2 separate regions of the Homo sapiens genome follow, and region 1 is linked to region 2. Evidence: read pairs that join two places in POLR2A ChIA-PET (ENCODE). Cell type or tissue: PC-3. All regions are shown on one strand. Each heading gives the region's core, and the rest is flanking DNA. Links, peaks and the distances in the headings are about the cores only. Region 1 overlaps ATP9A (ATPase phospholipid transporting 9A (putative)). Region 2 has its middle 31 kb from the start of NFATC2.

Evidence for each region. Peaks named below come from ENCODE experiments on the same cell type or tissue, not always from the same donor. Only the 100,000 strongest peaks of a DNase experiment are listed, where the experiment ranks them.
Region 1: POLR2A ChIA-PET joins it to region 2 with 6 read pairs; 2 of 35 experiments call an interaction of 5 or more read pairs at or near these places.

What each region holds. Positions count from the first base shown.
Region 1 is chr20:51,719,766-51,728,101 of GRCh38, forward strand. It overlaps ATP9A (ATPase phospholipid transporting 9A (putative)), which reads right to left. Exons shown (of 28, transcript NM_006045.3): 3 at 6,054-6,167. Among named protein-coding and RNA genes, the nearest start is that of ATP9A, 44 kb to the right of the region's middle. In PC-3, for the core only: no CTCF peak of the experiment used is centred there; a DNase peak (open chromatin) is centred at 5,996; H3K27ac peaks cover 4,227 bases.
Region 2 is chr20:51,569,860-51,578,195 of GRCh38, forward strand. No RefSeq gene overlaps it. Among named protein-coding and RNA genes, the nearest start is that of NFATC2, 31 kb to the left of the region's middle. RefSeq lists an enhancer at 490-990. In PC-3, for the core only: no CTCF peak of the experiment used is centred there; DNase peaks (open chromatin) are centred at 122 and 4,172.

The sequences.
Region 1 (8,336 bases), core at 15-8,014, 150 kb after region 2:
GCTGGGCACAGTGGCTCACGCCTATAATCCCAATACTTTGGGAGGCCAAGGCGAGAGGATCACTTAAGGTCAGGAGTTCGAGACCAGCCTGGCCAAAAATGGTGAAACCCCCATCTCTACTAAAAATACAAAAATTAACTGGGCGTGATGGCACACACCTGTAATCCCAGTTACTCAGGAGACTGAGGCAGGAGAATCACTTGAACCCGAGAGGCAGAGGTTGCAGTTAGCCCAGATCATGCCACTGCACTCCAGCCTGGGTGACAGTGAGTGAGACTCTCAATGAATCAATCAATAAAAAGAAAGTTGTAAGAATTTTTATTCATTGTACTTTGTTCATAAGCAACTCTGGAGGGAAGGACAAGAAATGAAAGTATTGCAAAACTGGATGGAAGTAGATTCTTCAAAAGGAACATTTGTATATTTCTTGAGTCATGTGAATGTACTACCTTTCAAATAACTACACTTTAAAAAGATAACCAATAAAAGGCAGTATGATAAATGTTATTTTATATACATTGTAGACCAACTTTGTTAAAGTAACTTATGGTTTGATTTTTATGTAAGTATACAGTAAACAGTTATGGAACTAAAAAACTAAAATGAAGTTAGAGTATTTCACATAAAACTATAGAGTTTGTAACTCTTGGGTCTGGCAACTCCTGGTCCCTGTTTGTACCTGACTGGGCAGAGTAGCCGACAGGAGCTTCTCATTCTCCCAGGGCTTTACTGCATCAGCCCAGCTCTAGGGCATCTCAGTTTATAAGGTAAAGCCCAACAGTTTCCTAGGCCTAGCGCAGTGGCTCACACCTGTCATCCCAGCTTTGGGAGGTCAAGGTGGACGGATCACTTGAGGTCAGGAGTTTGATAGCAGCGTGGCCACCATGGTGAAACCTCGTCTCTACTAAAAATACAAAAATTAGCCGGGTGTGGTAGTGGCTGCCTGTAATCCCAGTTACTGAGGAGGCTGAGGCATGAGAATCGTTTGAACCCGGGAGGTGATGGCTACAGTGAGCCGATATCGCGCCATTGCACTCCAATCTAGGCGACACAGCGAGACTCTGTCTCACAAAAAACAAAAACAAAAACCGTTTCCTGATGATCACAATATCAGTGCTTAAAGGCGCAGGCACCACCTGGCAGTTGGTTAAGCATGCCACCTGATACAGGCAGGAATGTCTGTTATCAGAGGGGAAGGGATGCTTGGATAAAGGGCCTCTCTAGCTCTCAGGATGCTACTTCACCCCAAAATGACTCAGAGCAGAAAAGAACTATTCTCGTCATTTCAGAAGCACCTGCATTGTTTGTGTGGAAGAAATGACCTCCCTTCCTCTTCTCAGGGCAAGAGCTGCTGGCATCACTTGTCTGATAACATGGCACGTACGGCGTATGCACGCCCACTCCCTGGTCCCTGAGCATCTGGCTTCCTCCACTCCACAAGCACGTCTACACCAAATCCTTATCATCCCTCACCTACTGCCAACAGCAAAAAGGTTTATTGTTTTTGTTTCTTTAAGGAGAGCCTAAATCTTTTTTATGTTTACAACTTTCTCTTAGTCAAAAAAATTTAATAAGTTGGGCGTGTCGGCTCATATCTGTAATCCTAGCACCTTGGAAGGCCAAGGTAGGTGGATTCCTGAGCCCAGGAGTTGGAGATGAGTATGTGCCACATAATGAGATCCTGTCTCTACACAAAGCTTTAAAATTAGCCAAGAGCATCGTTCTTCACAGAATTAGAAAAAACAATTCTTGGGCCAGGCGCAGTGGCTCATGCTTGTAATCCCAGCACTTTGGGAGGCCAAGGTGGGTGGATCACGAGGTCAGGAGATCGAGACCATCCTGGCTAACACAGGTGAAACCCCCTCTCTACTAAAAATACAAAAAAATTAGCCAGGCGTGGTGGCAGGCGCCTGTAGTCCCAGCTACTCGGGAGGCTGAGGCAGGAGAATGGCATGAACCTGGGAGGCGGAGCTTACAGTGAGCCACGATCACACCACTGCACTCCAGCCTGGGTGACAGAGCAAGACTCCATCTCAAAAAAAAAAAAAAAGAAAAAGAAAAAAGAAAAAACAATTCTAAAATTCATATGGAACCAAAAAAGAGCCTGCATAGTGAAAGCAAGACTAAGCAAAAAGAACAAATCTGGAGGTATCACACTACCTGATTTCAAGCTCTACTATAAGGCCATAGTCACCAAAACAGCATGGTACTGGTATAAAAATAGGCACATAGATCAATGGAACAGAATAGAGAACCCAGAAATAAACCCAAATACTTACAGCCGACTGCTCTTCAACAAAACAAACAAAAACGTAAAGTGGGGGAAAGGACACCCTTTTCAACAAATGGTGCTGGGATAACTGGCTAGCCACATGTAGGAGAATGAAACTGGATCCTCATCTCTCATCTTATACAAAAAATCAACTCAAGATGGATTAAGGACTTAAATCTAAGTCCTGAAACTATAAAAGTTCTAGAAGGTAACATTGGAAAAACCCTTCTAGACATTGGCTTAGGCAAGGATTTCATGACCAAGAACCCAAAAGCAAATGCAATAAAAACAAAGATAAATAGTTGGGACTTAACTAAACTGAAGAGCTTTTACACGGCAAGAGGAACAGTCAGCAGAGTAAACAGACAACCCACAGAGTGGGAGAAAATCTTCACAATCTATACGTCTGACAAAGGACTAACATCCAGAATCTACAAAGAACTCAAACAAATCAGTAAGAAAAAAACAAACAATCCCATCAATAAGTGGACTAAGGACTTGAATAGACAATTTTCAAAAGAAGATACACAAATGGCCAACAAACATATGAAAAAATGATCAACATCACTAATGATCAGGGAAATGCAAATCGAAACCACAATGCGATACCACCTTACTCCTGCAAGAATGGCCATAATCTAAAAATCAAAAAACAGTAGATGTTGGCGTGTATGCAGTGAACAGGGAACACTTCTACACTGCTGGTGGGAATGTAAATACAACCACTATGGAAAACAGTGTGGAGATTCCTTAAAGAACTGAAAGAAGAACTACCATTGATCCACCAATCCCACTACTGGGTTCTACCCTGAGGAAAAGAAGTCATTATACGAAAAAGATACTTGCACACACGTTTATAGTGGCACAATTCACAATTGCAAAATCGTGGAACCAACCCCAGTAGCTGGGATTACAGACGCCCGCCACCATGCCCAGCTAATTTTTTGTATTTTTAGTAGAGATTGATGCCCATCAATCGACGAGTGGATAAATAAACTGTGGTATATATATTCAATGGACTACTCCTCACCCATAAAAAGGAATGAATTAACAGCATTTGCAGTGACCTGGATGAGACTGGAGACTATTATTCGAAGTGAAGTAACTCAGGAATGGAAAACCAAACATCATATGTTTTCACTAATATGTGGGAGCTAAGCTATGAGGACACAAAGGCATAAGAATGATGCAATGGACTTTGGGGACTTGGGGAAAAGAGTGGGGAGGGAGGCAAGGGATAAAACATAACAAATAGGGTGCAGTGTATACTGCTCGGGTGATGAGTGTGCCAAAATCTCACAAATCACCACTAAAGAACTTACTCATGTAACAACATACCACCTGTACCCCAATAACCTATAGGAAAAAAAATGAATTAAAAAAAAAATTATCCAGGCATGGTGGCATGTGCCTGTAGTCCCAGCCACACAGGGGGCTGGGGCAGGAGGATTCCTTTAGCATAGGAATTCAAGGCTGCAGTGAGCTATGATTGCACACTGCACTACAGCCTGGGCAACAGCAAATTCTTTTTTTTTTTTTTTTTTTTGAGACGGAGTCTCGCTCTGTTGACCAGGCTGGAGTACAGTGGCGCTCACTGCCACCTCCGCCTCCCGGATTCAAGCGATTCTCCTGCCTCAGTCTCCTGAGTAGCTGGGACTACAGGTGCATGCCACCAAGCCCAGCTAATTTTTGTATTTTTAATAGAGACAGGGTTTCACCATGTTGGCCAGGATGGTCTTGATCTCTTGACCTCTTGATCCGCCCATCTCAGCCTCTCAAAATGCTGGAATTACAGGTGTGAGCCACCGTGCCCGGCCTAAAAGCAAATTCTTTAATTAAAAATAAAAATAGAGCCAGGTGCAGTGTCTCACGCCTATAATCCCAGCACTTTCGGAGGCCGAGGTGGGTGGATCGCCTGAGGTCAGTCGTTTGAGACCAGCCTGGCCAACAGAGTGAAACCCATCTCTACTAAAAATACAAAAAATTAGCTGGGCACAGTGGCGGGCACCTGTAATCCCAGCTACTCGGGAGGCTGAGGCAGAAGAATCGCTTGGACCCAGGAGGCAGAGGTTGTGGTGAGCTGAAATTGCGCCACTGCACTCCAACCTGGGCAATAAGAGCGAAACTCCATCTCAAAAATAAATAAATAAAAATAAAAACGTTAATGAGATTTATGAACAGAGAATCCAAGCGTTCCCCCCCTGGGTCCCACTTGTTGAGAATATAAACAGCAACTGCATTTCATAATACCTCAGTTTGGAGAAAAAAGGGTATCTATTCTGCCCTCTCCATAGCTCAGTTACATTGGACCTCTTTCTGTTTCTCAAATGCTCTAAGCACATGCCTGCTGCAGGGCCTTTGCATCACTGCCCCCTGGAATAGTCTCCTTCCCATCACTCCTCAGGAGGCCTTTCACAGCCACACAGGCTAAGGCTGCCCCTTCACATCTCCTACCCTTCACCTTCATTCATGTAAAAAATACTAAATGTATCTGGGATACCCCATCTGTCCTACGACCTTATTCTGTTACCTTCAGAGCACTTTTCACAATTTGTAACAATTTCATTTACTGGTTTATTGTCTATCCCTTCTGAATGTCAGCCCCACAGGGCAGAAATATTTGTCTACTCTGTTCATTGCTGCACCCCCAGAACCCAGCACAGGGCCTGGCACACAGCAGGTGCTCAACCACCATCTGCCAAATCAATGGAGAAAGAAAAGGAGGCGAGGGAAGGAACAGAGGGGCTACTCGGTTCTGCTACACATCGCATGCACAAAAGCATAGATTCTGCTACTTTTCCAACCCCTCACACTCAAATACTCTACATTGGTTAAAAAGAAAATGTGATCCCAGGAAACAATTCAAATACAAGGTGAGCATCCCTGATGCAGAATGCTTGGGAGCCGAAGTGTTTGAGATTGCAGATGTTTCCAGATTGGGGGACATCTGTGCCATCCTTACCAGTTAAGCATCTCAAATCCAAAAATCTGAAATCCAAAATGCTCCAGTGAGCATTTCGTTTGAGTCCCATGTTAGTGCTCAAAAGTTTTAGATTTTACATTTATTTATTTGGAATTTTTTTGTTTGTTTTTGTTTTTGTTTTGAGACAGGTCTCTCTCCATCACCCAGGCTGGAGTGCAGTGGCGTGATGTCAACTTACTGCAACCTCTGCCTCTCAGGTTCAAGCGATTCTCCTGCCTCAGCCTCACAAGTAGTTGGGACTACAGGCACGTCCCACCACACCCCACTAATTTTTATATTTTTAGTAGAGATGGGTTTCACCATGTTGCCCAGGCTGGTCTCAAACTCCTGGCCTCAGGTAATCCTCCCACCTCGGCCTCCCAAAGTGCTAGGACTACAGGCATGAGCCACCGTGCCTGGCCAGATTTTAGACCATTTGAGATTTTGGATTTGGGATGCTCAACCTGTGATATAATCCATGAGGACAGGGGATTTGTCTTTCTCATTTACCTCTGTGTTCCCAGAGTCTAGACTTGTGCCATATACAATAAACATACAATAAATCCTTGTTGAGATAATGCAAGACCCAACAGCTAAATGAATAAATGAACGGCACAGGCTTTGCTATAGTTTGATCCAGGCGGTATATGAAATGGAGCTTCAACGTTAAAGTCTCAGAGACTCCCAATGTATTGGCCTAAGGGCATCCTTTCCCTTACAAGGCCACCATCCCATTCCAGATGCCTAAGTGAGAGAAACAAAGAACTTTCTGTTTCCAAACCTCTAAGGTTACTGAACAAACAATGCCGATTAACTTACCAGGGGAACCCAGTAGGTATAGAGTGCACCAAGTCTCATTTCGGGAACAAACTGAGAGCAGGCAAGAAGTAAGAAATAGAGGTTGAAAAAGTATTTGAACTGGTTGAACAGCACCTGGAATGGAGGGAGACAACAGAGAAAGACATTCAGGGCTTGTCTGATGAGATCTGGAACATTTGGTGGGAAATGAATAACATCTAAAAACATTCCTGCAGCCAGGCGTGGTGGTTCACGCCTATAATCCCAGAACTTTGGGAGGCCGAGGCGAGCGGATCACCTGAGGTCAGGATTCGAGACCAGCCTGACCAACATGGCGAAACCCTGTCTCTACTAAAACTACAAAAATTAGCCAGGCGTGGTGGCAGGCACCTATAATCCCAGCTACTCAGGAGGCTGAAGCAGGAGAATTGCTTGAACCCGGGAGGAGGAAGTTGCAGTGAGCCAAGATCGCACCATTGCACTCCAACCTGGGCAACAAGAGCGAAACTCTGTCTCAAAAAAAAAAAAAAAAAAAAAAAAAAATCCTGCTTTATAATACAATTTACACTATACTTTTCACATAGAGCTTAAACACTTCCATATGTTGTTTAGAAAAACATACATGGGTAATAAAAGTATCATTTGTAAAAGAAAGAGTAAATAATGATATACATGGAAATTGTAAATACCAAATTCAGAAGAGTAGTTACTTCCTGGGGAAGGGGTAAAATCTAACATGGAGGGGCACACAGGGGCATCAACTATGTTATGTGTGTTTTGGGGTTTGGTTTTGTTTTTTGAGACCAGGTCTCGCTCTGTCACCCAGCCTGGAGTCCAGTGGCGTGATCGTAGCTCACTGCAGCCTCGAATTCCTGGGCTCAGGCGATCCTCCTGTCACAGCCTCCCAAGTAGCTGAAACCACAAGCATGCACCACCATGCCCAGCTAAATTTTTTGCTATTTGTAGAGACAGGGTCTCCCTATGTTGCCCAGGCTGGCCTTGAACTCCTGGGCTCAAGCGATCCTCCCACTTCAGCCTCCCAAAGTGTTGGGATTACAGACCTAAGCCACTGCGTCCAGACTGTGTTATTTCTTTTTTTTTTTTTTTTTTTTTTTTTTTGAGACGGAGCCTTGCTCTGTTGTTTAGGAGGAGGTTTTTGCGGAAAATGCTTATGCTATAAGGTTGAGTGCAAAAAGAAATAAAAAGTTATGTCCAGCCAGGCGCAGAGGCTCACACCTGTAATCCCAGCACTTTGGGAGGCTGAGGCAGGCGGATCACGAGGTAAGGATATCAAGACCATCCTGCCCAACAAGGTGAAACCCCGTCTCTACAAAAATACAAAAAATTAGCCAGGCACCTATAGGCTACTCAGGAGGTTGAGGCAAGAGAATCGCTTGAACACAAGAGGCAGACGTTGCAGTGAGCTGAGATCGCGCCACTACACTCCAGCCTGGGTGACAGAGCAAAACTCCATCTCAAAAAAAAAAAAAGTTACGTCCACAGCATGTCCAGACGTGGTGGTACATGCCTGTAATCCCAGCACTTTGGGAGGGCGAGGTTGGCAAATGGCTTGAGCTCAAGAGTTCGAGACCAGCCATGGCAACATGGTAAAACCCCATCACTACAAAAAATACAAATATTAGCCAAGAGTGGTGGCATGCACCCGTAGTCCCAGCTACTCAGGAGGCTGAAGTGGGAGGATCAATTGAGCCCAGGAGGCGGAGATAGTAGTGAGCCAAGATCATGTCACTGCACTCTCGCCTGGGTGACAATGAGTCCCCCACCTCAAAAAATAAAAAGTGAAACCCCATCTCAAAAAATAAAATAAAAAATAATTTTTAAAAAGTTAAATGGCCGCACACAGTGGCTCACGCCTGTAATCCCAGCAATTTGGGAAGCCGAGGCGGATGAATCACGAGGTCAGGAGTTCAAGACCAGCCTGGCCAACATGATGAAACCCTGTCTCTACTAAAAAATAAAAAAAGTAGCCGGACATGGGAGCACGTGCCTGTAATCCCAGCTACTCAGGAGGCTGAGGCAGGAGAATCACTTAAACCCGGGAGGTGGAGGTTGCAGTGAGCCGAGATCACGCCATTGTGCACCAGCCTGGGCAACAGAGGGAGACTCAGTCTCAAAAAAAAAAAAAAAGCTATGTCCACAACATGACCTCAACTCCATAAAATAACACAGTCAAATCCTCCCCTGGGGAGCAGCTAGGTGCTAGTGTGGTTCTGACCATTGGCATGCACCCGAGAGTCAGACTGAGACCACATGACTAGTTTGGGCCAATAGGTAATGAATGGA
Region 2 (8,336 bases), core at 70-8,069:
AAAATATCAACTCTACGAAGGCAGGAACTTTGTTTTATTCCCTGCCGTGTCCTCAGCACCTAGAATGATGCCTGGCATACGGTCGGACCTCAAAAATGTTTGTTGAGTGAATAACACAATATGAAATTGTCTCATCTGTTTGTTTACTTGGTTATGACTCATCTCTCCGCTAGACTAGGAAAATAGGGCCATGTCTGTCTTACTCGGGACTTGGCATGGTGTCTGGAACGGGTGGTACTCAGTCAATTATCCTATCTAGCATCTGTGACGGACACAGGGACTAACTCATTTGGGTCTCACAACAATTCTCTAAGATGAAGGCCACTATTATCCCCATTTTGCAGGAGGGGCGGGACAAACTGAGGCAGAGAGGCCCAAGGTCAGCAAATAGTAAGCGACAGAGTGTGAATGTGGAGAGTGGCAGCCTGGCTCCAGAGCCAGACTCCCAGGTCCTGTCTATGTTTGGTGAATGAATGAACGACAGGCACAACCATGATGGTCTGGCCACCTGCTCAGCCCGCTGGAGAGAACCCTCGCTCCGTCACATGGCCGAGGAGGTGGGTGAGGTGCTCAGCTGGGGTTGGCAGAGGAGAAGGAACGGGGCGGTGGCTGGCAGCTGGGGAGGCCTTCCCCATCTCCTAGCGATGGAAAGTTTCACCTCATCCGGAAAGAACTCCCAGTTCCATGGTTGTGGCAGAGAGTGAGGTGTCTCCCCAGCCGGGTTCGTTTCAAAATACATTGTCTTGCTTTTAATAGCCTCCCTGATCAGCTCTTGGAGGTTCTCATGACTGACTGTTCCCAAAATAATACCCGGCGCCGCTTTTTCCAACTCAGAAGTGCTGAATCTTGCTACCTCCCAATCAGCCGCTGGCTGCTGCAAAGAACTGTGGTAATCCCAGGGTCCCCCAAGACAGAATGTAACCCAACAGGGAGGTTTCTGAGGCATTTGGAGAGAACCCCGATGTTCCTCGGCAGCTCACAGGGCTGCTGACAGCAAGTTTCCGGTGACAGCCTGCCCATCCACGGGGCTCCCTCGCTGCTCCCAGCTGCTGAACTGAGATGTGACAGTGGCCAGCGGCAGCCCTAGGAACGCCCCGGCCCTCAGAGATGGAGAAGATTTTCCTAGAAGCTGGAGAGCTGACGTGGAGTGAGAGGGAATTGGCTTTTGGCCCTAGAGGCTGCGATCAGCTTGGCTTGTCTTTCTCCCTCTGTGGGTAGAAGAAGCGGGGCGGTATCTCGTTTGCAGTTTTTTGAGAGTGAACCTTGAAACATCAAGCATCTCTCCTGTGAAAGGAAAGGACTGAAGTACCTATAGCTAGACTATTTTTTCTTATATTTTAAAAATCAGACAGGCTATCTTCTTCCTTTGTGTATTCATTCAATAGACATTGTCATGTACCTAAAATATTCCAAGCACTTGGGATGCAGCTGCGAGCAAAACAGATGCAGGTGCTGCCCTACAAGGCTTTCAGTCTAGCGGGGAGACTCAGAGGAAACACACAAATATAGACAACACAGTTGAGTGGTGACGTGTGCCAAGAAAAACACATAAAGGAGAGCAGGAAGATATGGAGGGCTGGGGAAAGGAGCCTTTTTTAGTCAGGGTGGTCTGGAAGACTTCACAGAAGAGGTGACACTGAGGAGAACTGAATGGCTTAAGGGAGCTGGCCATGCAGACAGCTGAGAAAATGCATTGCAAGCTGCGAGAACAAGACGTGCAAAGGCCCTGAGGCAGTATCCTGTAAAATAGGGAGCCTGCCATCACCAGAAAGAGTCATTTTTTTCATGCATTTGACAAGTTTTCTGGGCACTGCCATGGGGCCCTGAACTTCATGCTGAAGATACAGACAGAAAACAAGACAGAAATTAATCTCTTCAGGGAGTTCATGCAGTCGGGGCGAGAGAGGTCAACTGACAGTACAAAACAGTGGGCAAGTGCAAGGATGGAGGAGGCTTGGGAGCCGAGAAATATGTGGGAGGGCACAAAACCTGGTCACGTTGGGGTGCTGGGGTAGGCCTTCAAGAGCAGTGACATCTAAACAGAGTCAATCCATAATCATAGTCGCTAAAATTTATTGAGTATTCACGTTGCACTTTGTCCTATTCCAAGTGCTTGACATGTGTATTAGTCTGTTTTCATTAGACATACCCAAGACTGGGTAATTTATAAAGGAAAGAGATTTAATTGACCTCACAGTTTCACATGGCTGGGAGGCCTCAGGAAACTTACAATCATGGCAGAAGGGGAAGCAAACGTGTCCTTCTTCATATGGCAGCAGCAAGGAGAAGTGCCCAGCAAAAGGGAGAAAAACCCCTTATAAAACCATCAGATCTCGTGAGAACTCACTCACTATCACAAGAACAGCATGAGGGTAACCAATTCCATGATTCAATTACCTCCCACTGGATCCCTCCCATGACGTGGGGATTATGGAAACTACAATTCAAGGTGAGATTTGGGTGGGGACACAACCAAACCATATCAACATGTATTAGCTTGTCTAATCCTCCTAGCCTTTGAAAATTCAAATATTTCCCCTTTTCACAGATGACAAGAGAGGCCAAATGACTTGCCCTAGGCCACATAGTGGAAGAGCTGGAAATCAAACCTTTAAAGAGGTGGGACATATTCTCCACTTTCCCTTCTCTCCTTCCCGCTAAAATATGGATTTGATGGTAAGAGCTTGAGCAGCCATCATGGGCCATGAGGTAGAAACTGTGTTAAGGAAGACAGAGCTGACAGATAGAAGGAGTTCAGGTCCCTAATGACCAGGGAGCCTCCACAGCAACCCTAGATCTCCACCCACATTCTTCTTGAGAGCGAAATAAATATCTAACTTACTTAAGCCATTGCTGTCTAGGGATCTTTAGTACGACAGCTAAACCTGTGCCCTAACCAATATGGATTCTAAGAGTAATGAAGAACCATCGAGTATGGGGACTCTGAGTGACACGAACAGATATGCACTTTAGAAAGATGGCCATAGCTGAAGTTAAGAGTCAGGCTCGGCCGGGCACAGTGGCTCACGCCTGTAATCCCAGCACTTTGGGAGGCTGAGGCGGGCAGATCACAAGGTCAGGGGTTTGAGACCAGCCTGGCCAACATGGTGAAATCCCATCTCTACTAAAAATACAAAAATTAGCCCGGTGTGGTGGCGGGCACCTGTAATCCCAGCTACTCGGGAGGCTGAGGCAGGAGAATCGCTTGAACCCAGGAGGCAGAGGGTGCGGTGAGCCTAGACTGTGCCATTGCACTCCAGCCTGGGGGACAGAGCAAGACTCCATCTTAAAAAAAGAGTCATAGCTTCAGGAGATATACCTAATGCTAAATGACAAGTTAATGGGTGCAGCACACCAGCATGGCACATGTAAACATATGTAACTAACCTGCACATTGTGCACATGTACCCTAAAACTTAAAGTATAATAATAATGAAATAAAATAAAATAAAATAAAATAAAGAGTCAGGCTCCAGGGCCAGCTGGTCTGTGTTCAGATCCCAGCTCTGCTTCTCCCTAGCTGGGTGGCCTTTGGCAGGTTACTTAACTTCTCTGTGCCTGGGTTTCCTCGGGTACAAAATGAAAGTAATATTACCCATTGGAGAGCTGTTGTGAGGATGAAATGAGTTAGCACATGGAATGGTGCTTAAAATAGCACCTGGCAGATATAAGAACCTTAGGCTCTGTGGGTGCCTGGGACCACGGCAAGCCCAGAAAGATGTCTAAGGAGCTCCAAGCCTTCATTAGCACTCAGAGGAAACAGGCCATGAGGGAGAACACGTGGATGGAGCAGTGACCCAGGAATAAAGCCAATGGGCCCTGGGGAGCTGTATCCAGAGTGGGGCATAAGCTGGTAATGGGCCATGTTGCAGAAAGCCACCTCAGCACAGTCCAGCCCAGGAAGCCGTGCCTGGGAGCCCCACATGGAAACGGGGTGGTTGCTCTGCCAGGAGAAGCGTGCTGCACTTTTCCCCTCCGTGGGCTCCCTGGAAGATAAGAAACCCCAGCTTCCTGAGGATATGCTCTGAACCCTCCTGCTGGCTCCTCTGGGCTTGTCAAAATATTTCTTTGTGGAGCCATCCCTGTTTTTCCATTAATAAAAGTATTTTTGGGCTCCCAGCAACAATGAGTGAGTGTTACAAAAGAGGTTGGGCCTTCCAAGGTAAACAGAGCTCATCCCCAACCTCAGCCGGTGGCTCTGGGCCACTGAGCAGGGGCGTGGTTGTTCTTATTCTGGAGCTCTCTGTGCTCTGAGCCCTGATTTGGCACAGGGAGAGCAGGTTCTAGGATGGGCTGCCCTATCCACAGCAGAGGGCCCTGCCAGTGCTCTTCAGGGTCCCCCGGGCTTGCATTGCCAGGGCATGCTGCATCCATCTTCCCTCCAGCTGATCAGTCAATCAGTCAACACACGTCTGTTGAGGTCCTGCTCTGGGCCCAGCAACACACAGAAAAGATACAGTCTTCCACCCTATTGCAGGGCAACAGATGTGGGAGCAGGTGAACCCACAGGTGCCATGGTAGATATCTCCCTGGAGACAAGCCAGGGCAGAGGGGAGAGAAGCACCTAGTGCAGCAGTGATCACTATGGGCTCTGTGTTCAAACTGGGATCTACCGCCCACGGGCCATGGGACTGTAGGCAAGTGACTCAACCTTTCAGGGAGCAAGTCTCCTCATCTGCAAAGTGGCAATACTAAGTAAGTTAATATAAGAAACATGCTTAGAATAAAACCGTACACAATGCAGAAGTGTTCGCTATTAAATCATTGTCAAGAAATCAATATTTGTTGAATGAATGAATGAATGAATGAATGCATGAATGAGGAAGTAGGTGGATGGATGGATGAATGGATGGAGTCAATGTGTCAGTAACTGTATTAGTAATCTCTTGCTGCATAATACATCAGTCCAAAACTTAGTGTCTTGATGCATTCATAAACATGTATCATCTCTCATTACTTCAATGAGTCAGAAATTCAAGAGCTGCTTAGTTGGGCTCTGGCTTCTTCATTGTGTTGAAGTCAAGATGTCAGCCAGGGCTGCAGTCATCTGAAGGTTGGACTGGGGCTGAAGAATCCACTTCCTAAATGGCTCCCTTTCATGGCTGTCAAGTTAGTGCTGGCTATAGGCAGGAGGCTTCAGTTCCTCCCCATGTGGGCCTCTCCTCAGGACCGCTTGAGTGTGCTAACAACATGGCAGCTGGCTTCTCCCAGAGTGAGTGACTGAGGAGAAAGGGAAGCAGCAGAACCAGAAGCTGTGACCAGCGGTCAGTTTTACCACATCCTATTCCTTAGACGCAAGTCATTAAGTCCAGCCCACATTCAAAGGCAAAGGAATTGGCCTTTACCTTTGCCCTTTGAAGAGTGGCGTGTCAAAAAAAACTTACAAGTATAGTTTAATCATGACAGTGACCAAATAGATCCCCCAAACAGATCACAAAGGCCTCAAATACTAGCTTCCCCAGACCAAAGGAGTATGCACTGTAGGAATCCATTCATTCAAAACTTTGGAACAGTCCAAATCAATTTGCAAGGTAGCAGTCAAGTCAATAGTTGGTTAGGTGGGGGAAGGAGGGATCAATTGCAAAAGGCAATGGAGATGTTCTGTATTTTGACTGGGACGATGGTCAAAACTGATTGAACTGTACCTTTAAAATATGCAATTCATTGTATGTGAACTGTAATTTATTAAAGTTTATTTTTAAAAATACCAGCTTCCTGACTTTGAGTAAACTATTCCTATAATTTCTTTGGTCTAGGTCAGAGATTGACAAATTTTTTACCAGCTCTGGTCCATTGCCTGTTTCTGTAAATAAAGTTTTATTGAAACGCAACCACTCACATTTATTTACAGATTGTCTATGGCTGTTTTCACACTATAATGGCAGAGTGACACAATTGAGTAGAGCATATGGCCTGCAAAGCTGAAAATATTTACTATCTGGGTCTTTTACAAAAAAAAGTTTGCTGGCCGGGGGCTGTGGCTCATGCCTATAATCCCAGCACTTTGGGAGGCCGAGGTGGGTGGATCACGAGGTCAGGAGATAGAGACCATCATGGCCAACATGGTGAAATCCCGTCTCTACTAAAAATACAAAAATTAGCTGGGCATGGTGGCGTGCGCCTGTAGTCCCAGCTACCTGGGAGGCTAAGGCATGAGAATTGCTTGAACCCGGGAGGCGGAGGTTGCGGTGAGCCAAGATCATGCCACTGCACTCCAGCCTGGACGACAGAGCGAGACTCCGTCTAAAAAAAAAAAAAAAAAAAAAAACCAATTTTGCTGACCCCAACTCTAGAGGGAAAACTAGGAGGACAGTTTAATGCTACTTTAGATGCATCCATTTTCAGGGCCAAATGTATGCCAATTTGTCAATCTTTTTACCCTAAAACTGTAGCAGCCCTCAGCTCATGTGTGTGCACAGCAACTTCTCCCAGTAGCAGACAGATGTGGGAAGATCCAAGTTCTCCCGGAAGATCCCACGACTTGTCTGCATTTGGGAACTGTTCGACATTTCCTTAGAAGTGCTTTCTACAGCCCACTTTTTAGTGTCTGGGACCCCTGCCTGAGCTGGTGAATCAAGAACTCGGCCCACAGAGCAGGAGACACGGGCAGCACTTTTGGGGGATTGTCTACATTTCATTAATTATGTTTATCTACATACAATTTCTTTTCCTTCTTCCCTTTCTTCCTTCCTTCTTTTTCTCTTTCCTTCTCCAAAGACACATCGGTCCACCAGGTTGGCTGTGTGGGTCAGATTCTCTCAAAGTGATTCTGTTTCATGGTGTTGACTCAACTTGTAGTCAGGCTGGCAGTATAAAATTGCATCTCAATCAGCTTTAAGAACAAAACTTAAAAACCAAAATGGGAATTACAAATGAAAGGCCGCAGGGAGGGCAACTGTCTGCCACTATCCTCTCCCCTTAAAGCTAAAAAGTCAGAGCATGAAACAGCAGGAGAAAGACCGTCTCAGGGTTTCAGTCCCAGAAGACCCTAAACCCAGACTGGGGAGGAGGGGCCTGGGGGTGAGCCTGCTAGGGGCATCCACCCTGCAGGAAGGCCCCTGTCCATAGTCATTGTCTTTGCCCCACCCCTTCCCCTTCTTCTGGAAATAGTGCCCCAATTTTTACTTTGAGGTCAGACCTTTCTGACTCTCAGCTTGTGCAGTTGGAGAGGGGCTGACTCTCTCAGCGCTTGGGATGGGCACGTGACCCAAGTCCTCCTCATCAGCATCAGGGTGATGGTCTCGGGTCAATGAGAATCCACCCCAGGACTGTAGTTTGAACTGCCAGGAAAGCAAATGTCTCTCACACAGACGTTCTCTCTATTTCCTGCTGAGATGTGAGGATGAAGATCTGCAACTGCTCTCCACCAGCTTGGTGCACTGCACTCTATACCGCAAGATGTCACAGGAGAAGACGGAGCCAGGAGATGGAAAGAGATTGGTTGCTGCTGACGACATTTGAGCCCCTAAATCCAGCCATCCCTGAAGCTAGAGGAAACTCCATATAGCTTCTCACATATATAAAAACATTTCTTCCTCACTTAAGCCATTTTGAATTGGATATTCTGTCACTTGCAACATCTCCTATTTCATCCACAGGAGTTTGAGATCTGGAGACCTGGAGAACCGGAGCCCCAGCTGCTGGTTGCTGGCAGTAGCCATTTTACTGCCATGAAGAAAGCCAGACTGAGGGCAAGGCCAACGCAGAGGGGAGCAAACCAAAGGAAATGCAGAGAAATAGATCCAGAGCCTTGATCATGCAATTCCTGAAGCCCACTTTCCCCCTAAAGTTCCCGAGAGTGAGGAGATACAGTTCCCTAAGGTTAAAGCCAGTTCGAGTCAGGTTTTGCATTACTTGTGGCCAAAAGAGTCTCAAGTGACACATTCGGTCTTCTTCCATGTAACACAGAGATAATCACACTTACCTCAAATAGTGGCTCTGAGGAATAGAGACCAGATGTGCAAATGCTCCTGCCCAGAGCCTAACAGACAGAGCAGGGGCTCCACAGATGCGTTCCCACTGCTTCTCTGACTTATTTTCTCCCCATTCCTCGCTGCTGGTCCCGTGCAGCGCAGGCTGAGGGCCATGTCATTGCTGATTCAGGCCGGGTAGGACAAGGCCTCAAGGTACAGTGGTCACTGGTCCCACAGATGGAATCAAGTGCGACACCTCCTTTCTGCAAAGACAGGGGGCAGTCCAGGGGCAACCAGAGCTGGGGCTTCACCCAGTCCTCCCAGTAATGCATGTCAGTTGACTCCCCTTCTGGTAACACAGTGCCCCCATTTCTCTCTGGCAGTCCACTCCTTCCTATCTCTGTACTCTTGGAGGGGGCTTCA